Regions from separate parts of the Mus musculus genome. Here region 2 is linked to region 1. Evidence: chromatin loops called from intact Hi-C (ENCODE). Cell type or tissue: heart. All regions are shown on one strand.

Evidence for each region. A loop is a pair of places that touch in the nucleus more often than their neighbours do. Peaks named below come from ENCODE experiments on the same cell type or tissue, not always from the same donor. Only the 100,000 strongest peaks of a DNase experiment are listed, where the experiment ranks them.
Region 2: it touches region 1 in a loop (9-fold over the local background); 31 of 42 quality-filtered maps call a loop at or near these places.

The regions. Positions count from the first base shown.
Region 1 is chr15:71,915,572-71,920,571 of GRCm38, reverse strand. Col22a1 (collagen, type XXII, alpha 1) reads left to right here. Exons shown (of 64, transcript NM_027174.1): 24 at 4,735-4,788. Among named protein-coding and RNA genes, the nearest start is that of Col22a1, 120 kb to the left of the region's middle. In heart, no CTCF peak of the experiment used is centred here; a DNase peak (open chromatin) is centred at 2,711; H3K27me3 peaks cover 763 bases.
Region 2 is chr15:72,049,289-72,054,288 of GRCm38, reverse strand. It overlaps a transcript of Col22a1 not described here. Among named protein-coding and RNA genes, the nearest start is that of Col22a1, 18 kb to the right of the region's middle. In heart, a CTCF peak has its summit at 2,612 (motif pointing right); no DNase peak of the experiment used is centred here.

The sequences.
Region 1 (5,000 bases):
AGCGTACCACGGTTGCAATTACTGTGGTAGAGATGATTATTTGCAATTTCTTTATTAATAGTAATTAGATTAATTGGCTACTTACATATCATCATTGTAACTACTAATTGCATCCGATCGCTGTTTAGTCACTATATAGGGATTAAATGTTACTTCATTAATAATTAGTAGGCTGATTATTTAACTAATATGGAGAGTAATTACTTTGTTTTCATTAATGGTAATACAAGCAGGCAGGCATTTTGTCAACATTTATATCTATTGGCTAATGTGTTACTTGTTAATAGTCTGATTAATTTAGCTAGATGCTTTCATTAATGATTAAAAGAAAAAAATAGGAGTATGCATATTCTCTCTCTTTCTCTCTGTACACACACACACACAGAGAGAGAGAAAGAGAGAGAGAGAGAGAGAGAGAGAGAATGATGTATAGCCTCTATGCCATATTTGGTGTGATAAAGGTTATGAAGGTGAAATCCTTTTAGGTAGCCTGAGGCCATGTAGAATATTATCCAGGACACCCAGAGCCACAGACCTTTTGTCTTTTTGCTCTGCAGTGGTGTGGAATCGTGCATGTCAGGCAGGTGCCACACCACTGAACCATATCCTCAGCCCCAAGCCTTAAGTTCTCACATGAACCCCAGCCGGCTCGTCGCTTGGTGCAGAGAAGATGAGCTACTTGACAGCAGCATCTTGAGAAGCTGCAGACACTGAAGCATCCTGCATCTCCGTCTCCATCTTCTTTTAGTTCCGTTCCTTCCTTGAGACACTAAAATCTTTATATGTAACGAAGGAATGGTGGAGCATCCTAGTTTTCAAAGGGGTTTCTGTTGTCAGGGACAGTAGCGGGGATGGGGGGCTTCCTTGTCCCCCGAAAACCCACATTTCACTTAGGTATCCATGGAAAAATGAAAGACAAGAGGCTCCATAGAAAGTCTAACCAGAGGCAGGACAGGTGTTCATGAGGAGCTGCTGCCCTTTGTAAGCATTAGTACCAGCAAAGGCCAGCAGAGCAGGTCCCTAGGGCAGGCTAAACGCTGCTTTGCATTAACCCCACAACCCCAAACTGGACTTGCAAGATGCTCTGTGCGACTTGGAATGGATGCCCGAGGCTATGTGACACCTCCTGGTAGCAGTCTCCAGACTCTGTAACAGCTGTTTCCATCTGCGGTTGACTCTTCCTCGACGTGGCTGTTGCAGTGGGTAGCTTTAATTCCTGAGGACATCCCTAGTGCTTGGCTACTTACTGCCTCAAACTTTTGTTAACTCCCTACTGTGTGCACAGCAGAACTGGGTGCTAAATGTTTGGAGTCGGAGATATCAAGGACAGTCTAGATTCTCCTCCAGTGGCAGAATGTGTCTCCAAGAAGGCCATGTGACTGGCATCTTTAGCAGGATGGCCAGACTGGTGTTATGGGTTGGGAGGTACATTGAACCATAGTGTGGTCCATTTTAGCCTGGACCTTCCTCATTTTCAGCTTGGGGTGGAAAAGGCTGCCTCGTTTGATCAGTGTGGGCTCTAACGAGGTAGAGCTGGAAAAGTGGAATGACCCTCCCTGGCAGGTCTTCCAGGTTTCTACCTTCTTTTTTGTGTCTCCTAGGCACACGGTGCCTCCTCTCTGTTATATTTTACATAGTAACAGGGCTAGAGCTAGAGAGAAGGTGGCTGCAGATGGGTTTGGTGGCATTGAATGATCCTGTACTAGAGACATCTGTACCACTGAGCATCCATCACACCAGTCCCTGACCTTAGGCACCTGATCTGAACCTGCTAGCCAGGAGTCTAAACAGGCAGCTCTGGTCTCTGTGTGTATAACCTCCAATTCAGGTGACTCTGATGCAGGTGGACCCTTCAGGATGCATATGCCACTTTTCCACCTGGAGAAGATAGCTGCGTGACCTCTAGCAAGGTCCTTAAACTCTATTGTTTAAGACTGTTTTCTTCACTCTTAGACACTAAAGGTTTCATTTTCACTAGCTGTTCACAGAAGATCATCAACTCTAGACTGCTGTGTGCCAGGGCACCACCACCACCACCACCACCAGCAGGACAAGGAAGTTTATAGAAAGACGGGGAGGGTAAATGAGATCAGAGTAGCAGTGGGCTGGCTGGCAGGCCCGATTTCTGAAAGAAGTGTTTTAGAAAGCACTAAACATTCTAGAGCTATCCGTATGGCCAGGCATGTAAGGAGGGAAGAAAGGGAAATGTCCCCATGGCCACATGAGTACTATCTGTGTATCTGTGTAGAAAAATCCCTGTTAAGCTCCATTGGTGGGTGCTGTGGGGCTGGGTCCTCGAGTGACAGTGAGTGGCCTGGTATGTGCTTTCATGGGGAAGTCGTTCTGGTGATTTCTGCAGATCCCTCAGTATGAAGAGGTGAACAGAGTTTATCACAGGCAGCAGATGGGTACAGTGCTGAGGACGCTGGACAAGGTGGGCAGCCACCCTTGATGGAACCTTTCTCCAGCCCAGCCCTTGTCCAATAAGGAAGATAGGTTGACCTTTACCCAGGGCCTTTCCCAGCTCACTGTAGCCTCTCCAGTTACCCAGACTTAGGGGAAAACATCTCAAACAGGATAGATGCTGCTCCAAAGACACATCAGGTCTAAACGAGCTACGGGGAAACTGAACTCCAGCTGCCACTCAAAGCATTTTGTAAATGCTCTCACTTTGTGTATGAAAGTTTGACTCACACATGCCACCCAGAGGCAGTAAACGGAATAGCTCATGATCGCGACCCTTGTGCCATTCTTTGTTTCTTATCGCCCTCCAGTGGTCATAATCTGTTATTGCTCTCTGAATGCAAATGGTCCCTTCAAGTCACCTTTTGGATGACTTAGGCATTTTTCTGAATATGGCTTCCTGTCTTGGCCCAAGTTAGTTTCTCTTCGAGATGCAGAGGAAACTAGACTGTTTGATTCTTGAGGATCTGAGGGTAAGATAAGAAGAAGACCTTGATCTTGACCTTGATCACAGAGAAGACCCAAGAACCTGGGTGCCATCTCAGAGGAGGGGGCAGGTGAAGAAGAGCAGGAGAATGGGAGAGACACATCCAGAGAAGGGCACATCCAGAGGGAGACATGGGCAAGTACGTGCTTTAGTGCCTTCTATTGCTCCTAGAGTTGTGTGGGGTGGGGAAAGTTGTAAATACTTCTGCAGGAATACGAAACGCCAGGCTGGAAAAGCAAGGACGTACCCACCACCAAAACCCAGAACAGGCGCCCCTGCAGGATGTTCAGCTGCCATGCCCTTGGATGTTCTCAGATGAAAGGCCCTTGGCAGGACTGTCCCGAACCTGCAAATACTCAGAAGGAGCCCCACTCTCCCCCAGAGACCCATTATTGCATAGCGACCACCAGCCCATGGCCCACTATATGTCTCTGCCTTTGGTGGCCTCCACAGGGCATCTGGAAATCTAAGACACATGGCGGATGCATGTCCTAGTTATTCATAAGGTATATTCATAGCTCTCCACACTGGCACATCAAGGCCTGCTCTGTCCTCTTATGAAACAGTTGGCTATTGTACAATGCACAGTGCCTTCCATTCTTCTGGCCTTTATACAGCTGGTTTCTGCCTGCTGTTGTGTGCCTAGCCTGTTGGTCACTTCTGCCCTCTTCACTGTTCAGGTGACTCCTCTAAACCCTTTGCTTCAGGCTTCCAGGTCCACAGCTCACTCCCTACTCATTGCCCGGGTTCCTCTCTATTCCTTTCTTCCCTCCCCACTCCCATGATCATGGAAGCATGGGCTCTGGCTTCCTCTCATATTTACTTACCATTTTTCCCTGCCCTGTGTTAGCGTGGGAACTGAATAATTGGAATTTAACACATATGCATACACTCCTGTAGATGCTACACATAAAATGCACATCCCTATTCCTGGCCAAATTGATCCCAACGGAGTAGGGGAGAGATTTTGATGAACCTAGGAAATCAATGGACTTAGGTCGAGACCCACAGTCTGCTCTGTGATGCTGACACTGGCATCAGCTCTGGAGCGTGATGGGTGGAGACAAGGTGTGCCCTGGGAGAGTCTTGTGAATGGGTGACTACTGTATGCATCTGTGTGTGTGTGTGTGTGTGTGTGTGTGTGTGTGTGTGTGTGTGTACACGTATGTCTGGTCTCCTTAAATGTTCAAAGGATTTAACCATACAGCACGATAGGTCATAAAGCAGGCTCACTCTAGTTTGGTTTCCTGTTTCTGTGATAAAACGCCAACCCCAAAACAGCTTGTAGAGCGAGGAAAGGGTTCATTTGACCTTTGTGTGATAGTCCATCACTGAGTGCAGCCACTGAGGCAGACTCTGAAGGCAGGAGCTGACGCTGAGATCATAGAGCGGCTGACTGGGTTGCTTTTCTCTGGCTTGCTCAGCTATCTTTCGTATATAGCCCAGATCCACCTGGCCAAGGGTGGCGTTGCTCACAGTGGGCCTCCCACATCAGTCAACAGTCAAGGTAATGCCCCTGCATCTGATAGAAGCAATTCTTCAGCTGAGGCTCCCTCTTCCCTGATGACCCTGGTTTGTGCTAAACTGACAAAAACTAACCAGCACACCAGTAGGATATTTATTTGTAATTTTCAACTCTTCCTTTCCATTTGAAATTAGGTGAGGCAGAAGAAACTAGAGTCTTCCTACACTGCCACTCCATCTACTGTTTCTCAAACACTGGTTTGTAACAGACCAGGCAGTGTCTCTGTGTACTTTCGTAACCACCCACTCTCTCTATACAGGGCCCGCCTGGACCACCCGGTGTTCCAGGGCCCCCTGGACCTGGAGGACCCCCGGTAAGACTGGCTTGACTTTCTCTTGAAGGGGAACTTGGGTAGCATTTTCAAGGGAAGGGGTGGCTTTGTCCTGTATCCAGAACAAAGGCGCAGACAGGAAGACTGTGGATGTAGAAGCCTCCATGCTTCGTCACTCTTAAGCTCTTGGGTCTGGCACTTATAAGTGACATATAAATCATCGTAAACACTTGGTATCTTCTTCTGTCATGGTA
Region 2 (5,000 bases), 130 kb before region 1:
CAAGCATGGCTTTCCGTTTATCTGGAATCATCATCTGCACTCTGGCCTTCCTACCTACAGTTCATCTGGGTCCTCTGAATTATCAGTCATTTCTACTGACGAATTCCCGTAAGAGTCTGCATCTTATGGTTCTGCTTCTTGTTCTCTTCCGAATGGTGAGTGCTGTGACAAGAAACACCGCATCCCTTCATTTGTGTGCCTCTACTACCTTTACTGTTCCAGACACACAGCACACAGTAGGTTCTCAGCACATGCTGGGCCCTCATTGTTACAGGGTTAGCTCAAGGTAAATCCATCAGGGATCTTGCCTAGGCATTATTCTTGCTGCTAAATCATTCTCCCAAATTGCTTTAACAAATTGGTCATCTCAGAATTTGATGTTAGATTTAATGTCCTTTTTTTATTAAGTAGAAAAGAAAGAAAACCATTAAGATAATGACTAAGGACATCTTGATGAGGTGACATTGAAAGAGCATTATCAGGAGGCCAGTCCCTACTTCAGAGACTCCTCATATGACATTATTGAATTTGTAGTTGTATGGCTTTCTGGAATGAAACGGAACCTTGAAGCTGTTTGATTGAATCTCTTCATTTTAAGGAGGAGGGAGGAGCTCCGGGGTTTGGGAAGAACTCTGGACCACTTTCATCAAAAGCGAGAACTATCTCAGTCCTCTGGATAAGCCAGGCCTGAAAATAGAATCCTATTTATAGTCTATCAGATAAAGGATGACAATAATTACTGCAGAAAGTATTCCTCTCAAATTCCTGTCCCCTCCCCAAATATGGCCAGTTCTCAGAGCCCCTCTGTGTCATGCCCACCAGTCTCTCAACCATTTGTCTCACTTTCAGGAGCAGAACGTCCTCCCAGATGTTAGTCCTTCTGTGTTTACGTTGCTTGCACAGTCCCATATTTACCCTGCTGTTAATTTGTAGTTTTTCAACTGCTTCCCCAACAAACAAGGGTGCCTTGAGAACTATTAGGCCAAGGCTATGCCACTGAGTCACCCAATGACTGGGACCATGTCCCTTTCAATCTCTGTGTTTAGGACCAGAGTGTTGCAGCTTGTAATTAGGATTCAAGTACCACCTGCCCTATGTGAGCTAATGATCTCCAACTCTTCATTGCATTATCTCTCATCTCCACGGGACTGTACCAAGAAAGGACCGTCTCCCCCAAACCCAGACAAAACCAAGGGAGAGTGGTTAGATTACCTGAAAGTTGAACAAGTTAAAGAAAGCAGAAGGGCAGATTTAACTCCAATCTTTTGATTCTATGTCAGCTTCACTCTCAAAGATTCTTTAAGTTGGGGAGAGCTGGATGGGGGATGGGGATGCTAATGCAATCTATTGCACCTGAATAGCAGCTGTTGTGTGGCAGCATCACAGGCAGAAACTGTTAGCTGAATCCAGGCAGCCCTTGATAAGCACAAATGTTGCACTGTACATTCAACAGCCACAGAATGAAAGAAGTTACATCCATACCAAACATGTGTAGAGCTTTTTCTTGTCATCTTCTAAATAATACTGTACACAACCCATTTTCAAGCCCTTACATTATGTGAGGCATCGTTTAAGTCGTCTAGAGAAGGCTGACAATATAGAGGATGCAAAACGCTATACAATCCTATGTAAGGAACTCGAGAAGTGGCAGGTTTTGATTTAGAGTCCTGGAGCTAATCCTTCACAGAGCCTATGGGACATATATACAATATATTTACACGTATATATTATACTCGTAAATATGCATGTCTGCTATAAATGTAAATACACACACTGATCCATACACATGTTTATGTATAATACACATGAACACAAGACTATTCTTTTCAATAACTATTCACTTGTATATCTTAAATGTCTGTCATTTATATTACATATTCAAATATATAATGTATAAGACAATATAATATATAATTTGCCTTATAAAATCTGGATGTCTATTTTATAGTATGCACACATCTTTATTACAAAATGTCACTCCATCCAGATGTCTGAGAGTCCTGTGTCTTCCTGTTGGGTGGCAGTGGCATACATCCTGTGTACATGAGGAGCATAGTGGACACTGAGGGCTCATGCAGAGCTACTGGGTACATCAGAAGGCCATGCCACAGTAGCACTGTGAGTCACTACACTGGGAGGATTGACCTTAGCATCCTTTTCACCTACAGCAGGCATCATGGAGACAAGATTGTGCACATACCATAGGGGAGATATAAGACTACTGACAAACAGAAAATAGAAGCTCAGGTGGGAGGTGACCCCAATCTAAGCAACAGAAAGGGTATGCCTGGCATGGGATTCAGGACTTTGGGCTCTTCTTGGCCTTCAATGCATCCTCTACCTGGTCCTTGTGTCACTTCCTGGGAACCACTGCAGAATGTGATAAATGGAACAAGATTGCCTTGTAGGCCCCGATTCCTTCTTCTACCTTTCTGCATCTCAGGTCTCTGTTCTCTCAGCTCCAGAGATGAAGAATCCAGAGACATTCTCTCTTCTCATGCCTGCATAGCTCATACAAGAGACTCCAGAGGCAGATGCACTGAAGAAGGTTCAAATATGGTAGAAGGGCAGGCAAGTGGCCCTGGTACCTGGCAGGCCAAGATCAGAAAACAAGTGAAGATTTTCCTTCTGTCCAGCAGAGGGAGCCCAAGGACTCCCTGATGGCATGTGAAGGTCAGGGTGATCAAAACATTCTCAGCCTCATTGGGCCTGTGTGTGTTTGTGTGTGTGTGTGTGTGTGTGTGTGTGTGTGCGCGCTAGAAACTTTGAAGAAGCGAATGTTCAAGTCCCACAGGCCATCAGACTGAAGTATCATCTGCTTAGGGAAGGCCGGTCTGTTGCTTCATTCAGACTTCGACTGGATGAGTCAGCTTGTTTGAGAGAGAGAGAACAGTGTGTGTTTCTCAACATCAATGGGCTTAAATGATGATGCCCTTTGAAAGCTCCTCAGAGAAGTTTCCAGAATAATATTTGACCACACATCTCTGAGCCCAGCAGAATGGACTATAGAATTAATTATCCAAAGTCAGAAGTGCAACCAAACCTTTCCTCTCTGGTATACCCCATGCAAATGTCCCTTAGATGTCTGTATTAAAGTAGCCTATTGCTGAGACCCTGAGGGGTCCATGAAGGGAAGAAATTCATTGGCTGGTTTAGCTGTTGTGTAAGCTTCATAAACCCCTGGTGGGCATAGCCTGAAAGTGGCCATACACGGATCATTAAGCTGGTATCATGTCGAGTGAGCTGTGGTTGGGTGGTGGTTACAGCTGGCGGTTATGCCTGGGAATGGCTCCCTCTGGTCTGTAAAGGGGCAGGCAGATGCAGGCATACAGAGTAATTAGGGCCGTAATAAGCAAGGCAGGGTGGTGGAAATGTGCAGAAAGCAAATGCTGGCAACTCCTAGGGGCAGCCATTCACCAACTGCCTCGTATTTGGAAATGTGTCCATTGTGAGAAGCACTTTGCTGTATGTGTGAACAAGATTGAGAGAGTCCACTGACTGTGGCTCATGCAGACCCGGGACACATCCTGAGCCTGAATACTACTCCCAGAGACCCAGACCTCCAAAGGGCAACTGGAGGGGGTGAGACAAAAGGGGCTTCTAGAAAAGGCCCTGGGTGAGAGGACACCGGATCTTAAAGTGTTTAACCTCCCTTCCTCTGCTATTTGGAACTGTCCCTTCCCCTCTTTCCCCCAGCCGCCCCCCACCCCCACCCCCCGGGGAAATCACTGCTTTGCAGACACCACAGGCATGATCACACAGTAGAAGAAATCTGAGATCACAACCCTGGAAGAGGTCACAGCTCTAGTCAGGAACCATTACTCCTACTGGCACCAGGGGGCGCTCTCCCACCAGGAATCATCCCGACAGAGCCATACATATGCAGCCCTGGTCTGGACGGGACTCTAGAAAAGATCTTTCACCCCTCTCTGTACTGGTCTGGCCCTTTGTGGCAATCCATGGAATGTGACCCCTCTTAGGGCTTGGGCTGGTCTGAGATTGACATCTATCTATAGGAAACCAGAGAAGGCTACCTTAGTCACTGCTGTGAAGAGACACCATGACCAATGACCAAGGTAACTCTTATAAAAAAGAAAGAATTCAATTAGGGGCTTCCTTATAAAAGTTAGTACATTATTGTCATGGCAGAAAGCACACAGACAAATGTAGAACTGGAGAAATAGTTGAGAGTTCTACATCCTAATCTTCAGGCAGCAGGAAGAGAAAGGTGCTGGGCCTGGCATGGGCTTTTAAAATCTCAAAGCACACCCACTTCCCTAGTGACATACTTCCTCCAACAAAATGATACTTACTCCAACAGGGCCACACTTCCTAATCCATATAACCCTTTCAAAGAGCTTCACACCTTGGTGATTACACATTTAAGTATATGAGTTTACAGGGGGTCATTCTTATTTAAACCATCACAGTAGCCTAGTGGGCCCTCAGATAAGAGCAATATACCTCCAGTTGTTAGATCCTCCAAGTCTCTGTACTGGGGTACCTGGCTTTCTCTTGACTGTTCCATCACTCAACATGGGCCCTCTCCTCCTAGTATCATGGTGGTAGAGCACTTTGCTTCAAATGGAAACATTCTGTCATGGAATGAAGTTCATTAAGCCTAGAAAGTTCTGAAGGGAGGCTCATTAAAACCCAGACATCAAACAACCCACAAGCCTCAGGATGTTCCTGAAACCAGATTTGCAAAGTCCCTTCCTCCCCAGGGTTGTAAAGCAGGAAGAACAACTGAAGAGGAGAGATCTGTTGAGCTACCTGAAAGCCATGCAGAGAACTCTGGGGTTCCAGCTTTCCTGATTCACTATCCATGTTTGGGTGAGCTTTCAGGGATGTAGTTCCTGCTAGCAAAGTCAACTTCGTGAACCAACGAGTTCATTGCATTTACTTGCAGGAGTATGGGTGAGGAGTTGCTTACAGGAACTACATCCCTGAAAGCTCACCCAAACATGGATAGTGAATCAGGAAAGCTGGAACCCCAGAGT